2 separate regions of the Homo sapiens genome follow, and region 1 is linked to region 2. The links are chromatin loops, found by intact Hi-C in ENCODE. Cell type or tissue: IMR-90. All regions are shown on one strand. Links, peaks and the distances in the headings refer to the core of each region. The heading gives the core; the rest is flanking DNA.

The links. Hi-C counts contacts between places; a loop is a spot of excess contacts. Peaks named below come from ENCODE experiments on the same cell type or tissue, not always from the same donor. Only the 100,000 strongest peaks of a DNase experiment are listed, where the experiment ranks them.
Region 1: a loop joins it to region 2, with 4 times the contacts of the local background. A loop is called at or near these places in 3 of 110 quality-filtered maps.

The regions. Positions count from the first base shown.
Region 1 is chr20:35,264,653-35,272,977 of GRCh38, reverse strand. MMP24-AS1-EDEM2 (MMP24-AS1-EDEM2 readthrough) reads left to right here. Exons shown (of 15, transcript NM_001355008.2): 2 at 833-973. MMP24 (matrix metallopeptidase 24) reads right to left here. Exons shown (of 9, transcript NM_006690.4): 6 at 5,559-5,773; 7 at 3,080-3,218; 8 at 1,143-1,409. Among named protein-coding and RNA genes, the nearest start is that of MMP24-AS1-EDEM2, 9.3 kb to the left of the region's middle. In IMR-90, for the core only: CTCF peaks have their summits at 3,519 (motif pointing right) and 8,035 (motif pointing right); a DNase peak (open chromatin) is centred at 3,517.
Region 2 is chr20:35,435,392-35,443,716 of GRCh38, reverse strand. GDF5 (growth differentiation factor 5) reads left to right here and starts at 5,489. Exons shown (of 2, transcript NM_000557.5): 1 at 5,489-6,419. The coding sequence starts at 5,789. RefSeq lists a silencer at 4,565-4,624 and promoters at 5,316-5,569, 5,034-5,788. In IMR-90, for the core only: a CTCF peak has its summit at 4,517 (motif pointing right); DNase peaks (open chromatin) are centred at 516, 4,526 and 5,456; H3K27ac peaks cover 1,531 bases.

The sequences.
Region 1 (8,325 bases), core at 234-8,233, 170 kb after region 2:
TGATGATGACAATGATGATGACGATAGCAGCTAAAATATACAGCATGGATGGTGTGCTAGGCATTATTTCTAAGTATGCTACATAATTTGTCTTCTTTAATCCTCACAAAACCATTATATAAAGGTAGGTACTGTTATTATCATTTTATAAATGAGAAAACAGAAAACTTATTAAAGATTTGCTCAGATTCATAGTGAGTGGTACTATGGTGGTTACGAACCCAGCCAGTCCAGCTCTAGAGTCTGTGTTTTTGACCATATCAATGGAGATCTATTTAACAAACACTCCTGGAGGCCCACTCTGCATCTGGCCAGGCTAGCAGCTCCTCCTGAGAAGCTCCTAGGCTGGTGGGGAGACAGGCTGAGTGTCTGATGGCAGTCGTGGGGGCTGGTGGCCAGCATGGCTTCTAGGAGGAGTTCAGGAAACATAAAAAGTTTCTCTCTTGATGCAGTGGCTCACACTTGTAATCCCAGGGCTTTGGGAGGCTGAGGTGGGAGGATTGCTTGAGGCCAGGAGTTTGAGACCAGCCTGGCCAACATAGTGAAACCCTGTTGCTACAAAAAAATGTAAATTAGCCAGGCACAGTGGCATGTGCCTATAATCCCAACTACTCGGGAGGCTGATGAGGCAGGAGGATCATTTGAGACTAGGAGGTTGAGGCTGCAGTGAGCTATGATCATGCCACAGCATTCCAGCCTAGGCGACAGAGTGAGACCTTATCTCTTAGAATTTAAAAAAAAATTTTTTTTGAAGGTTTTCTTTCCATCTTCTTGCCCTCGAGCCCTGTGAAAAAGTGGCTTTGAAACATGCATGCCCATCATTGCTTTTCAGATTGGGTAACTCAAGGCGTCCCTGGAGTACACTGAGGATAAGTGTTTGAGAAATGCTGTCTGAAGGAATGAAGTCAGTCTATGACAACGTCTCTCTGCCGTGAATCATTCCTGCAGATGAAAAAGTGTGACTTGGCAGCTGGTAAGTGAATTAATGGACCACGTGAACATGGGTAGATATGAGGCAGTTGTCTGCCACCAGGTGTTTTTTCAAACCTGGACGCCCATGGGCACTGAGTATGCCCGTGGGCACTGGTGAGGACCACATAAAACCGGCTCCCCATGCCCACCCTGGCCCGGCCCTTACGTACATCCTTCCTTGCTGATGAAGGCTCCTTGGGGAGCCTGTGGGATGCCCTTCCACACGGTGATGGGCTTAGGGTAGCCAGGGTCCGTGGCCCGCCGCTCCTCGCTGTAGCGCCAGTACCGCTCGCCTTTGAAAAAGTAGGTCTTGCCCACAGGTTCCCAGCGCAGAGCTGTGTCAATGCCTTCACGGGGCAAACAGCTGCCCAGCTCCCCCAGGCTGTGGGGGTACCCAGGCTCCACCGTCACCTCCTTAAACACCCAATACTTGTCACCTGTGGCCAAGAGGAGCCCAGGATCAGCTTCCCCAGTCACTCAGTGCCGTTTGCCCATCTTCAGGGTGTCAGGTGAAAACAGTCTGATGCCCTCAGCCCCTTGGCCCAGTTAGAGTTGGGAAGGGCACGAAGCCTGAGGCCAGTCACAGATCCTGGACAACTTGCCTCTGCTGCCTGGGCTCCGAGTCCCACCCTCTTTTGTTCATGTGACTTGCTCCTCTCTCCTCTCTGGTGATCTCAGCCACTTACATGACTTTGCATATGCACTACCACTCCCCAAACCTGCTACCAGTGACACCCGACTCTGAGGCTCTCCCACTGGACCTGAGCAGCAGAGCCAGAAACCCTGACCTCCCTCGGCCTACCGGCAGCTCTGCATTGGCTGGCTCCCCAGAGCTCCTCATCTGCACCACAGAGGGGCTCCCTCCTCATCACCTTCTGCCTCCCAGGTCCCCAACAGGGAGTCCTAGCCTCACTGTTGACCCTCTCTTTCCTTCTCCTCTCAGTATTCAGCCACTTCTTTTTTTTAAGATGGAGTTTGGCTCTTGTTGCCCAGGCTGGAGTGCAATGGTGTGATCTCAGCTCACCACAACCTCCACTTCCTGGGTTCAAGCGATTCTCCTGCCTCAGCCTCCTGAGTAGCTAGGATTACAGGCACGTGCCACCATGCTTGGCTAGTTTTTGTAATTTTAGTAGAGACGTGGTTTCACCATGTTGGTCAGGCTGGTCTCAAACTCCTGACCTCAGGTGATCTGCCAGCCTTGGCCTCCCAAAGTGCTGGGATTTCGGGCGTGAGCCACTGCGCCTGGCCGAGTATTCAGCCACTTCTGAGGCCCTCTGACTCTCCTGGCAGCTGTCCCCTGCCCTTCAGCTGCACGGCTCCTCCCTCATTTGGGCCTCATGAGTGGCGCGCTCCAGAACCACCTCAGAAATGGCTGCCCTGCCCCTGCCATGTCTGTCACCTCCTGCCCTCTGGCTCTCTGCTGCTCGGAAACATTCCATGAATTTCCAGCCTTGGCCTAATGGATCAAGACCACATTCTGGCCTGGCAGCCAGGGCTCTTCAGGATTTGCCTCCAAATGACCTTTCTGGGCCATTTCTCACAGCTTTCCAAGGCGGGGCCTCCGTGGCCATCAGGTGGGCCTTCTAAGCCCTGTGGCCGTCCGTACACATCCCAGCCCTGCTCCTTTATTCAGCCGTTGTCCCTCTGGAATGCCTTCCTTGCTTCTCACTATCTGTATCTCACCCATCTGAGGTCTGGCCCGAGTCAAGATAACTGTCATGAAACAACCTAGCACAGTGCTGGGTACAGGGTGGGCACCTTAGCTCCCTCCCACACCCTCCCCCGACCTCCCCAGCTTGAGTGACCTCTTCCCTCTGGGTTCTTACAGAACTGACCCGATGGCCTCCCATGAGGTACTGGGTGGTCTTCAATTGCTTGTCCCACACTCTACTTCATGTGGACGAAGCTGGTCACCCCACCAATCTCGGCACATACAGATTCTCAGTCTCACTTTCTGACTTGATTTGTCAGAGGTCAGTGTCTCCGTTAGACTAGAGGGGCCCTCTGAGGACATCTGCCTCCCACCCCGCCTCTTCCAGTTTAGATGGGAAAAAGGAGGTCCCAAGACCTTGGGCAGGGAACTGTCCCACAGCACAGTCTACATTACCTTTGAAGAAGACAAATCTCCCATCGGCCCTTTCATAGGCTGCGTCGATGCGGGCAGGCAGGCCCTTCCAGAACTGCTCGATCTGCATGGGGTAGCCCTCCTGCACTCGGTTATTGCGCAGACGCCAGAACCAGCGATCCTGGGAGGAAGCGGGAGAGGGGGAGAGAGGTGTGTCAGGCCCTGCCTCCGAACCCAGTGATTGCAGCTGTGGGGCTTAGGTCCCAACAGCCCAGCCCTCCACCGAGACTGTCCATTAGCTGCTTCTGACTTTTAAAGCCCTGGGAGGAAGACAGGATGCTCCTGTAACTGTCTTCAATTCAGCCTCCTGCTGACTCTTGCTGCTGGGTGGACAATGAGACAAACAGCAGACAGGCCTGGTGTGGAAAAGGAGGTGTGAGGGAGCCGGAAAGGATGATGTTGGGGCCTGGAGTGGCCACATGGGGGCAGTGGAGCGTCACTGACATCAGCCAGACTGGTCCTCGGGACAGTGGGAGGCTGGGGTGGTCACTGAGCCTGGGCCGAGCGCCCTCCATGAGGCTGGCTCCATCCAGCAGGGCCAGGATCATGGAAGCCAAGTCATGGGAATTCCCTCGAGACCTGGGCATGAATTCACATTCCTCCATTTATAGCTGCATGACCTAGGCCTCACCTGCAAGTGCAGGTAATAATGGAGAATCAGATGAGAGATTCTAGGCAAAATGCCCAGACCAGTACGGGGCACACAGTCCATGTTGAGTAAATGGCAGCTAAATAGTCCGAGTCCAGTAAAAACGCCTCTTGTAACTGGTGCCTCAGTCTTGGGCTGGTACACAAGCAGTCTAGGCAAGGCCTGTAGCCTCCAGGCCTCAGTTTTCTTTCTTTTTTTTTTTTTTTAGATGGAGTCTCGCTCTGTCACCCAGGCTGGAGTGCAGTGGCGCAATCTCGGCTCACTGCAAGCTCCGCCTCCCAGGTTCATGCTATTCTCCTGCCTCAGCCTCCTGAGTAGCTGGGACTACAGGCGCCCGCCACCACACCCGGCTAATTTTTTATATTTTTAGTAGAGATGGGGTTTCACCATGTTAGCCAGGATGGTCTTGATCTCCTGACCTTATGATCCGCCCTCCTTGGCCTCCCAAAGTGTTGGGATTGCAAGGCGTGAGCCACTGCGCCCAGCCTCCAGGCCTCAGTTTTCTTATGTGTAAATGGGGATGATAAAACCCGGACCTGCCTATGAACGGTTCAGTTGGATCAAAGTAGAATGAGTGCAGAAGAAGAAGCATGATTTGTAAAAGATGGTACAAAAGCTAGTATTTTAAAAGGTGTTTTACAAAGCACTTTCACATCCAGGTTTTTGACCTTATTTTGACTTTCATGTCTCTGTTAAGTTGATCTGAGATATACGGAGTCTTAAGAAAGGCCAGGTGACTTGCCTAGAGCCACTCAGTGAGAAGCCAGACTGGGGCTGACTCACGCTGCCCGATTCCTGCGCAGTGCTCAGTGCGTGCTGGGAGAACTCCACAAGGGGAGCGAGGCAGCCTCTTTCACCATCCTGTGTGATGGAGCCACCCTGCCCAGATCCCCTTCAGAGAAGGGCTTGTTGCCCCAGTGGCCAGCAGTGTGGCCAGCAGGCAGTTTTCAACTGTCAGCCCCTTTGGGGATGTTCCCTGCTTCAGAGAGCTCTCCTCAGTCACTGGATGCCCTTCCTCATCCAGTGATTGAATGAGGTAGGGGTTATAATGTTCCAGATATTTTGGACCCAACGTAGGCTGAGTGACAGGCCACCGTAGCCCCAGAGCTCCCTGCGGGGGTGGCTGAGGCTGCCATGGGCCTCTGTTGCCACTTAACCTCTCCCTCTTCCCTGTCCTGCTTCCTTCTCCCCCTCACAAATGTTGATTCTGAAAGTACTCTCTAATCGAAATCCTGCATTCCAGACCCCACCTCAGAGTTCACTCCCCGAGAGCCCAACCTGCAACACGTCAAGCAGACTGCCACCCTGTCAGTCCATGGCTGATGGAGGACAGATGACAAGATATACCCTGGGCTGCTGCCAGTAGCAGCCCCTCAAGCCTTGGTAGGGTCTGGAGTCAGACTCAGCCACCACTGACCTAGCCCCTACTCCAAGTTGACCATCTTCAGAGCCGGGTACTCACTGGATCTTCACACACTCTTTGTTAGAGGAATGACTCCCCCAGGTTTCGGATGGAGAAACTGAGGTCCCAAGAAGGGTGGTCACAGACCAGAAGCCAGCTTCCAGCACTTTCTCCCAGCATTAACCCCAGGGGAGGTGAGGGATCACCCATCTTTCCCCCTCCCTCTTGGGAACAGTTGATTCACCCAGCAGCACTAGGAAGAGACCCCATGCCCTGGCCACTGGGCTAGCTCCTGTCCAGGCCCCATTGTAATCGAATCCCAAATCAGGAGCCTTCCCCAGCTCCATGATGTCGGGGAGGAGGAGGAAAGGTCAGGGGCCAGCTGGGTGGTGCCAATCCATTGGCCCTACCTTAAAGACAAACATCTCGCCCCGGAAGAGGGCCACTGTGTTGAAGTTGCCGTCACAGATGTTGGGTTTGGTGCCTGGTGTGGATGGCCGGTCCCCGAGGGGCGGCCGAGGGGGCCTGGGCTGGCGCTCGTGTTTCCTCTCCGATGGTGAGTGGATCCTGCGGACGGGGAGTGTAGGGAGTGGCCTTGTGGGCTCCAGAGGCTCGGCTGGGGGTCCTGGAGAGAGGAGCTGCATCTTAGAGAGGGGGCAGCCGTTTCCCGCCTCCCATTGCCAGTCTCAGCATCACCCAGGCAGCTCTGAGACAAGTCTGTCCCAGTTCAGCCTCCTGTTCCCTCTCCCCAGTTTAACTCCCCCAGTCTTTGAGAAAATGGATGAAAATAGCCATTAGAATGGGACTCTCATCTTTCCATCCCCGAATCTGGTATCTTCTCTTTTCTCTCTCCTGTTACAGAGCAATCATGTCCTTCCTTAGGGTCAGCGCTCTTCCTTAGGCCATACCCTCTTTGCCCCCTTCACACGCACTGGCCCCACTTCCTCACCCCCTTCATTTATTCTCTTTCCCACCCCAGTGCAGCTTCTACCCGTCACCCACTCCAACTGCTCTGCCAAGATCATCCAATGGTTACTTGACTCAGACTTTAATAAGCACATGCATCATCTGGGGATGTTGCTAAAATGCAGATGAGGGCTCAGAGGGCCTGGGGTGGGGCCTGAGAGTTTGCATTCCTTCACACTCTCAGGTGATGCTGATGCTGCTGGTCTGAAGACTACATTTTGAGCAGCAAGATTCATAGAAACACTTTCCTGGAAACACTCTCTTGGTTGTCCTCCTGCCTCATGGGCTGTTCTTTCTCAGTCTCCTTTGCTGGCTGCGTGTCCTCATCTGCCCTACTCTAGAGGCTGGCGTGCCCTTGGGTCCTCTTCTCTTCCGTCTCTACATTTTCATCCTTAGGTCAGTGCTTCTTCACTTGGGCTGCATATTAGGATCACCTTTGGGAGCTTTTCAAACTGGATGTTCAGGAAGCACCAGGCCAGCTCTCCAACTTTTTTTTTTTTTTTTTTTTTTTTGAGAAGGAGTCTCGCTCCGTCCCCCATGCTGGAGTGCAGTGGCGTGATCTAAGCTCACTGCAACCTCTGCCTCCCAGGTTCAAGTGATTCTCCTGCCTCATCCTCCCAAGTAGCTGGGACTACAGGCACGTACCACCACACCCAGGTGATTTTTTTTTTTTTTTTTTTTTTTTTTTAGCAGAGATGGGGTTTCACCATGTTGACCAGGCTGGTCTTGAACTCCTGACCTCAAGTGATCCACCCACCTTGGCCTCCCAAAGTGCTGGGATTACAGGCGTGAGCCACCACGCCCAATACCCAACTATTAATAAAACCAAATCTCTAGAGCTGAGGGCTGGGTGTCTGTGTTTTTTTATTAGAATCCCAAGGTAATTCCAAAGGGCAGCCAAGTTGAGAATCACTGCTCTAGGTGGTCTCATCCAGGCTCATGGCTTTACAGACCTGCATCAGAGCTGTCCAGTAGAGTGTTCTGTGATGATGGAAATGGTCCATATCTGCATCGTTCACTACAGTAGCCCCTAGCCACAGCCACATATGGCTACTGAGGTCTTAAGATGAATGACTAGTTCTTAGTGTGACTGAGACCCACTAAAGAACTATAACTGAAATGATAATTTTAATATATTTTTGGGGGGGTAGAGACAGGGGTCTCACTTTGTTGCCCAGGCTGGTCTTGAACTCCTGGCCTCAAGCAATCCTCCCACCTCGGCCTCCCAAAGCGCTAGGATTACAGGTTTGAGCCACCGCGCCCGGCCTAATAAATATAAATTTAAATTTCATTACTATGAAATTTAATACTAGTTTATTTAATAGTAGTTTATTTAATACATACTAGTGTATGACTAGTGGTTACTGTATTGAACAACAAAGATCCCAAATAAGTATTCCAGCCTAGATTTTTTTTTTTTTTGAGACGGAGTCTCACTCTGTCGCCTAGGCTGGAGTGCAGTGGTGTGATCTCAGCTCACTGCAACCTCCGCCTCCCGGGTTCAAGTGATTCTCCTGCCTCAGCCTCCCAAGTAGCTGGGATTATAGGCGTGCACCACCATGCCAGGCTAATTTTTTGTATTTTTAGTAGAGACAGGGTTTTGCCATGTTGGCCAGGCTAGACTTGAACTCCTGACCTCAGGTAATCGCCCGCCTCGGCCTCCAGCCTAGAATTTTGAGCTGCAGACTGGTGGACCCTATTGCTTCACAATTACAAAAGCTGGAAACCCTGGGGGCATCCTTGACCCTCCCTCCTTCCTCTCACCCCATGTCTGATCTGTCAGCAGATCCTGTTGTTCTACCTTTGGAATAGCTTCTGGGACCCACAGCCCCCACCTGGTCTCTGCTGCTTTACTTGTGGAGGTCCTGCCTGTCCTCCAGGGCTCTGGCTGGGTCATCTCCTCCAGAGGGAGCCCTCCTTCTGTGCTCCGTAGCCTGTGGGCTGTGGGTGCCTGTGCTGTCTTGACAAGCATTTGCTCAAGTAAACTGGTCTCCCTAGCTCACCTGACTTGACCAGAACAAGAACCTCACATACCAGTGTGAACAGAACTGGGAGAGAGGTGTGTAGGAGGCCTTTCATATCTTACCTAGATAGCAGTAGCTTCTCATCTTTCACCTTTTCTTTCTTTTTTTTTTTTTTTTTTTTTTTTTTTTTTTGAGACGGAGTCTCGCCCTGTTGCCCAGGCTGGAGTGCAGTGGTGCGATCTCAGCT
Region 2 (8,325 bases), core at 175-8,174:
AGCATGGTGAAACCCTGTCTCTACTAAAAATACAAAAATTAGCCAGGGGTGGTGGCGCATGCCTGTAGTCCCAGCTACTTGGGAGGCTGAGACAGGAGAATCGCTCGAACCTGGGAGGCAGAGGTTGCAGTGAGCCGATATCATGCCATTGCACTCCAGCCTGGGCAACAGAACTAGACTCTGTCTCCAAAAATAATAATAATAATAATAATAATCTGGCCAACTGACTTTATAAGGATGGTTTATGGAACAGCAATGAGACAATGGATGGGGAAACATAAAAGCAAAAGGCTCTACATGGCAGAAGGGGCTGCAGAGATTACTTCCATGTCAGTGGCTTCCCAAGGCTCCCATCCTCTACCTCAAGTTTGACATTAATATTGCTGACAGGAGAGGGGGAGGTTGGGGGACACGGGGGACCCAGGGACGCTGTGTCCCAGTAATTAAACATGTCGGGACTGAAGCACTGCCAGCGGCAGCATCTGGTTGCAATTACCAGAGGGAACCAAAGTGATTAGTCACCTTTATAGTGAGAGCCAGGCAGGAACCCTGGGCTCCTCTCTGGAGAGGGCCTTCTAACCAAGCTCAGAGTCCCCTTTCCCTGCTCCCAGCCCATTTCTGGGAGTTCCCTGTTCCTCAAACAATAGCCCTGGCCTCGAGACTCCTCCATGTCCCCAAAGTCCCAGCCCACTGGGTTAGACGTTGACTGAAAGGAATACTGTAACTTTCCCCAGTGCCCTATCACTTCTAGTGTTTCTAGGGGCCAGATTAGGCTTTTTGGGTATAAAATGTGTTGAAGCCAAAATTAGATTTAAAAAATAATTTAACCTTTCTGAACCTAAATTTATTTATCTTTAAAATGAGAGTATTGGGCCAGGCATGGTGGCTCATGCCTGTAATCCTAGCACTTTGGGAGGCCGAGGTGGGCAGATCACTTGAGGTCAGGAGTTCGAGACCAGCCTGGCCAACATGGTGAAACCCCCGTCTCCACAAAAATACAAAAAATTAGCCGGGCGTCTTGGTGCGCATCGGTAGTCCCAGCTACTTGGGAGGCTGAGGCAGGAGAATCACTTAAACTGGGAGGCAGAGGTTGTAATGAGCTGAGATTGAGCCACTGCACTCTTCACTCTAGCCTAAGTGACAGAGCAAGACTCTGTCTCAAAAAAAAAAAAAAAAAAAGACGGGTATCAAGAGTTACCTTCGGGCTGGGCACGGCGGCTGATGCCTGTAATCCCAGCACTAGGGGAGGCCAAGCCACATACAGAGACATTGTGGTTGTTCAACTCGTTCATTTATTCACTCTCTGAGCTTACAAAATGCTTTTTTGTGGATCACCTGAGGTCAGGAGTTGGGACCAGCCTGGCCAACATGGTGAAACCCCATCTCTACTAAAAATACAAAAATTAGCTGGGCGTGGTGGTACACATCTGTAATCCCAGCTACTCAGGAGGCTGAAGCAGGAAAACCCCTTGAACCCAGGAGGCGGGGGTTGCAGTGAGCTGAGATTGCGCCACTGCACTCCAGACTGGGTGAGAGAGCGAGGCTCCATCTCAAAAAAATAAAAAAAGTTACTTTCGGCCACATGTGGTGATTCACACCTGTAATCTCAGCACTTTGGGAAGCCAAGGCGGGCAGATCACTTGAGCCCAGAAATTTGAGACCAGCCTGGGCAACATGGTGAGACCCTGTCTCTACAAAGAATACAAAAATTAGCTGGGCATCGTGATGTGCACCTGTAGTCCTAGCTACTTGGGAGGCTGAGGTGGGAGGATCACCTGAGCCCCATGATCACGCCATTGCACTCCAACCTGGGCAACAGGTAAGACCCTGTCTCAAAAAACAACAATGAAAACCACTACCTTCATAGCATTGTCATGAAGATAAATAACACATAAATGCAATGGAGTACAAAACCCAGAGTCTAGTTGACTGGAATAAGTGCTTTAAAAAAAATAGCTATTATTGGCCGGGTATGGTGGCTTACACCTGTAATCCCAGGACTTTGGGAGGCCGAGGCAGGCAGATCACAAGGTCAGGAGATCGAGACCATCCTGGCTACCACAGTGAAACCCCATCTCTACTAAAAATACAAAAATTAGCCGGGCGTGGTGGCACGCACCTGTAGTCCCAGCTACTTGGGAGGCTGAGGCAGGAGAATCACTTGAACCCGGGGGGTGGAGGTTGCAGTGAGCCAAGATCATGCCACTGTACTCCAGCCTGGGTGACAGAGTGAGACTCCATCTAAAAAAAAAAAAAAAAAAAGCTATCATTAACAATTGCCATTAATAGTTGATCACTTTATGCAATTTAATTTTATTTATTTTTTTAGTAGAGACAGGGTTTCACCATGTTAGCCAGGATGGTCTTGATCTCCTGACCTCGTGATCCACCTGCCTCGGCCTCCCAAAGTGCTGGGATTACAGGCGTGAGCCACTGCGCCTGGCCGCAATTTACTTCATTGAATCTCCAACAAGAGTCCTGTGAGGTAAGCACTATCGTTATCACTGTTTAGAGTTTCAGAGGGGTTTAGAGGCTTCCCAAGATCACACAATACATAAATAGCAGAACCAAGCTTCAAAACCAGGTCTGTTTGTCTCCAGAATCCTTGCTCTTTATCAAGCCACGTACAGAGACATTGTGGTTGTTCAACTCATTCATTTATTCACTCTCTGAGCTTACAAAATGCTTAAGAAGTGGCAAGACAATTCTTCCCTTCAAGAAACTTAGAGTCTAATGGGAAAGGCAGGTTATGTCCACAAATAACTACACCTCAAAGTAGAAAATGATGATTTTTGTCAATAAGGGCCAGTTAGAGATTAATTTATTCATATAACACGTACTGAGAGCTGCTGTGGGCTGGGCCCTCTGCCAAGCACTGGGTATAATTCAAAGATAAATATGGCACAGTCTAGTCATAATCTAATGGGAGAGACAGGTATGTAAAGAAATTATTATAGTTATAAGGAATTAAGTTATGATTTTAAAATATGACAAAATACAGAGTGGAAGAAACAAACTGTGTTGGGATAGGGGGCAGAGGCAGAGACTGAATAAACTTTCAGCTGCCAAAAAATGTAAAAGAGCACAGAAAATGTGTGATGGCAGCTCAGGGGGAGTGTGCATTTTCTGGAGGATGCAAGAAGGCTTCATGGAGGAGGTGGCACGTGGGTTGGCACTTGTTTGATGGGTAGCTTTTAGTAGAGGGTTGAACCAGAGAGAGCCTGGAGGCCTAGAAGCCAGTTATAGGGGAGAATCATAGCGAGGCAAGCAATGAGGAGGACAGGGCAGTGACAGAGGTGGTGAGGAGGGAGTGAAGGGAGGGATGCCAGAGAGGACTGGTTCAGTGGGAACAAGTCTGTTTTTAATTTTTTTATTTTATTAATATTATTTATTTACTTATTTTGTGTGTGTGTGATGGACTCTAGCTCTGTCACCTAGGCTGGAGTGCAGTGGTGCGATCTCGGCTCACTGCAACCTTTGCCTCCACACCCGGCTAATTTTTTGTATTTTTGGTAGAGATGCCTGCAATCCCAGCACTTTGAGAGGCCAAGGTGGGTGGATCACTTGAGGTCAGGAGCTCGAGACCAGACTGGCCAACATGGTGAAACTCCGTCTCTACTAAAAATACAAAAAATAGATAGGCATGGTGGTGTGCACCTGTAGTCCCAGCTACTCGAGAGGCTGAGGCAGGAGAATCGTTTGAACCCAGGAGGTGGAGATTACAGTGAGCCAAGATCGCACCACTGCACTCCAGCCTAGGTGACAGAGTGAGACTCTGTCTCAAAAAAAAAAAAAAAAAAAAAAAAAAGAAGGAAGCCTATCTGACTATTGCTTCTCCCCCGCCATCCTTCTTACAGCGTGAAAAGTGTTGTTGTAGAGAAATGTACAGAAGGGGTAACTGGCTCTGTCTGGGGACGAGGAAAGGCTTCCCGAAGGAGGTAAATTTTCAGCTAAACTTCTCAGGATGTAGAGTGCTTCCTCCAGTTGTGGGAGAGAGAGAGGAGGATATTTCAGGTGAAGCGAACAGCTTTCCCCGCTGACCCTGTGTTAAGTTGCCCAGGGGCTCTACGGCGAAGGTTCCCCAGAGGAAGGGATCTTCCATACTTCAATGAGGCACTTTAAGAAACCCTTGAGTTCAGCTGGAATTCAGACCTTCCAGAGCTACCAGAAAAACATCATGTGGGAAATTGTGCCCGGCGCGGTGGCTCACGCCTGTAATCCCAGCACTTTGGGAGGCCGAGGCGGGCGGATCACGAGGTCAGGAGATCGAGACCATCCTGGCTAACATGGTGAAACCCCATCTCTACTACAAACGTAAAAAATCAGCCAGGTGTGGTGGCAGGGGCCTGTAGTCCCAGCTACTGGGGAGGCTGAGGCAGGGGAATGGCGTGAACCTGGGAGGCAGAGATTGCAGTGAGCTGAGATCATGCCACTGCACTCGACAGAGCGAGACTCCGTCTCAAAAAAAAAAAAAAAAAAAGCGTCATGTGGGAAATGGCTTTTCCAGCCTCCTGTAGGGGCCGCTGCTGCCCCAGACTCAGCCAGTCTTGTCTAAGAAAACTCAGAGGACGTCTCTGCTGGGGTGGTGGTGGGGTACACCCTGGACCTGCCGCCATCCAAGGAGTGAACTTAAGGGCGACAGTGCCCCCAAGCCTGAAGAATATGCACTCAGTCAATGGCATTTGGGGGTAGGGAGGGGGTGTAGTGGGCACTGATATTTTTCAGTCTCTGGGTCACCACAAGTTTATTAAAATAAAAGAAAATGTGGGTAAATGCTGCCATCTGTGCTGTCCCTACTCCCAATACACACACACAGGCACACACACACACAGGCACACACACACACAGGCACATAAACACACACACACACACACACACACACACACACACACGCATAACAAATCAGGTCCCAGACTAGATGCAGGAGTTGAAACTGCTTTAAAAACACTCTAAGAACTTAACTACAAACCCACACTCCCCATGCTTCTGGGGCTTAAGATCTTTGAGCTCATTCTTCAGCATCTCTCCTCGGGAAAGTGGGGTGGGCTGCTCCATGAGGTGGAGGTGAAGACCCCTGAGTCTGCCCTGTGGAGGGGGAGGCCCCCTAAGCCTAGAGTCCCGCTGCAGGGCTCTGTGCCAGGAGCCCCCGTGAGCCATGGCCTCGAAAGGGCAGCGGTGATTTTTTTCACATAAATATATCGCACTTAAATGAGTTTAGACAGCATGACATCAGAGAGTAATTAAATTGGTTTGGGTTGGAATTCCGTTTCCAATTCCTGAGTTCAGGTTTGTAAAAGATTTTTCTGAGCACCTGCAGGCCTGTGAGTGTGTGTGTGTGTGTGTGTGTGTGTGTGTGTGAAGTATTTTCACTGGAAAGGATTCAAAACTAGGGGGAAAAAAAAACTGGAGCACACAGGCAGCATTACGCCATTCTTCCTTCTTGGAAAAATCCCTCAGCCTTATACAAGCCTCCTTCAAGCCCTCAGTCAGTTGTGCAGGAGAAAGGGGGCGGTCGGCTTTCTCCTTTCAAGAACGAGTTATTTTCAGCTGCTGACTGGAGACGGTGCACGTCTGGATACGAGAGCATTTCCACTATGGGACTGGATACAAACACACACCCGGCAGACTTCAAGAGTCTCAGACTGAGGAGAAAGCCTTTCCTTCTGCTGCTACTGCTGCTGCCGCTGCTTTTGAAAGTCCACTCCTTTCATGGTTTTTCCTGCCAAACCAGAGGCACCTTCGCTGCTGCCGCTGTTCTCTTTGGTGTCATTCAGCGGCTGGCCAGAGGATGAGACTCCCCAAACTCCTCACTTTCTTGCTTTGGTACCTGGCTTGGCTGGACCTGGAATTCATCTGCACTGTGTTGGGTGCCCCTGACTTGGGCCAGAGACCCCAGGGGACCAGGCCAGGATTGGCCAAAGCAGAGGCCAAGGAGAGGCCCCCCCTGGCCCGGAACGTCTTCAGGCCAGGGGGTCACAGCTATGGTGGGGGGGCCACCAATGCCAATGCCAGGGCAAAGGGAGGCACCGGGCAGACAGGAGGCCTGACACAGCCCAAGAAGGATGAACCCAAAAAGCTGCCCCCCAGACCGGGCGGCCCTGAACCCAAGCCAGGACACCCTCCCCAAACAAGGCAGGCTACAGCCCGGACTGTGACCCCAAAAGGACAGCTTCCCGGAGGCAAGGCACCCCCAAAAGCAGGATCTGTCCCCAGCTCCTTCCTGCTGAAGAAGGCCAGGGAGCCCGGGCCCCCACGAGAGCCCAAGGAGCCGTTTCGCCCACCCCCCATCACACCCCACGAGTACATGCTCTCGCTGTACAGGACGCTGTCCGATGCTGACAGAAAGGGAGGCAACAGCAGCGTGAAGTTGGAGGCTGGCCTGGCCAACACCATCACCAGCTTTATTGACAAAGGGCAAGGTGAGGGGGCGGGGTGGCAGGGGCACGGCTCAGAGGGAGGGGCATCTGCATGAATGGAGGGGCTTTCAAAGCCCTGGCACTGCCCTGGTGGGAGACACTGTGTGCATCTGGCCCGGGGTGGGTGTCTGGGGACACTGACACATATCTCACACATAGCAGATCCTAGGCTGCCCACACATCAGGGCTGGAGGGCACCTAGGAAGCACCAGGTCCAACGCCTGCAAGGTGCAGAGTGGGCACTAAAGCCTAGAGAAGAGACAAGACCTGCCAGTTCGTGGCAGAGTTGGAGACCAGATTCCGAGACTTGATTGCTCAGTTGTGCATCTGTACCTGCTGGGCTGGCCGAACTTTCCAAGCTTCACAGGTTTGTAGGCGGTCTCAGACGGCAGAGAAAGAAATGAATCTTGAGGTCCCCATGCTTCTGCAACTTTGCCCTCAGGCAAGGGGATAGAGGAGGCAAGAGAGGTGCACACAGTAAATGGGGCATCTTGGAGTCATGGAATGATGTTCAGATACATGGGGAGGGAGCAGACCCAGGGCCTAACTCGCAGTATGACCTTGGGAAAGCTCCTTCTCACTTGGGGTCTCCGTTTTCCCATCTGTACACCTATATGGGGTTGGACAGGGTGGTTTCTGAGAGCCCTTCCAACATGAAAACTTTAGATGCTGTCCTGAACATGCCTCATTCTCCTCATTAACTCCAGAGACTACCTGCTCCCCTCTGTCTCTCTCGGCCCACCTAATGTTACTGTTGCAGCTTTTCCTCTCCACTTGCTGTGTGATCTAAGCAAGTCCCTCCCCCTCTCAGGGCCTCAGTTTCTTCCTAGTGTGAAGAGGGAGGTGGGCTGTTGGTCGCTCAAGTTGCCTGCAGCTCATTTGCTCTGGTCCTAGGCTGGCAGGGTGGGGGAGGGGTCAGAGGGTGGGAGAGGCTCCTCATTAGAGCTGGCCTGGAGGGGGCTGCCAGGGGGCGGGGGAGGCACAGAGGCAGCAGGTCTGGCTGAGGTGGGGGAGGTGGTCTGGCTGCCTGCCCAGCCAGGGAAAGCTGTGACCCCTTGGGGGCTCATAAAATAAGTCCGTGTGCCCCCCAGCACTAAGGGAGCTTGGAGAGGGGGAGATGGGGAGTTTAAAGGCCTAATTAGTCACCTTCTAGAGCAATATATGAAAGCTCCCCAATGGCAAATTGCAATTTAGGAAGGAGGGCATGCTGATTCGGAGATACTACTGAGCTTCTCACATACACATACATAGCCTTATGTTTATACACACATGCTGAATCACACATGTACATGCATGCTGACTCACACACACACGTGCTGAATCACACACGTACACACATGCCGAATCACACACATATGCATGTGCACACACACCTTCTTACATACACACACAAGATCAATCATGCATATACAGACATATATGTGCTCTTCAAATAGTCACACAAGCCCAATCATTTATACATATAATGCGTCATTAACGTATACACTCTTTCATATTCACATATGAACCCAATCACACACATGCATACAACTGTAACACACACACATGCTCAGGAGAGTAAGACACATAGGCAACAAAATCCTTGCACTGGAAAGCCAGGAAAATTGGGCTGTAGGTCAGTGTGGACCAGCTTTGTCATTAACTTGCTGTGTGACCTTAGTCAAGTCACTCCCCATCTCTGTGCCTCATCTGCATAACAAGAGCACCAAGGTCTCCTTTAAGGGATGGTGGAAGCAGCTGAGAATTTGAGCAAGTCATCTAACTTCTCTGAACCTTGGGATTCTCCTCTGGAAAAGCGTGTATTTTTTTTTTTTTTTTTTTTTTTTTTTTTTTTTTTTTTTTTTTTTTTTAGCCAGGGTCTTTCTCTGTTGCCCAGGCCGGAGTGCAATAGCGAATTCACGGCTCACTG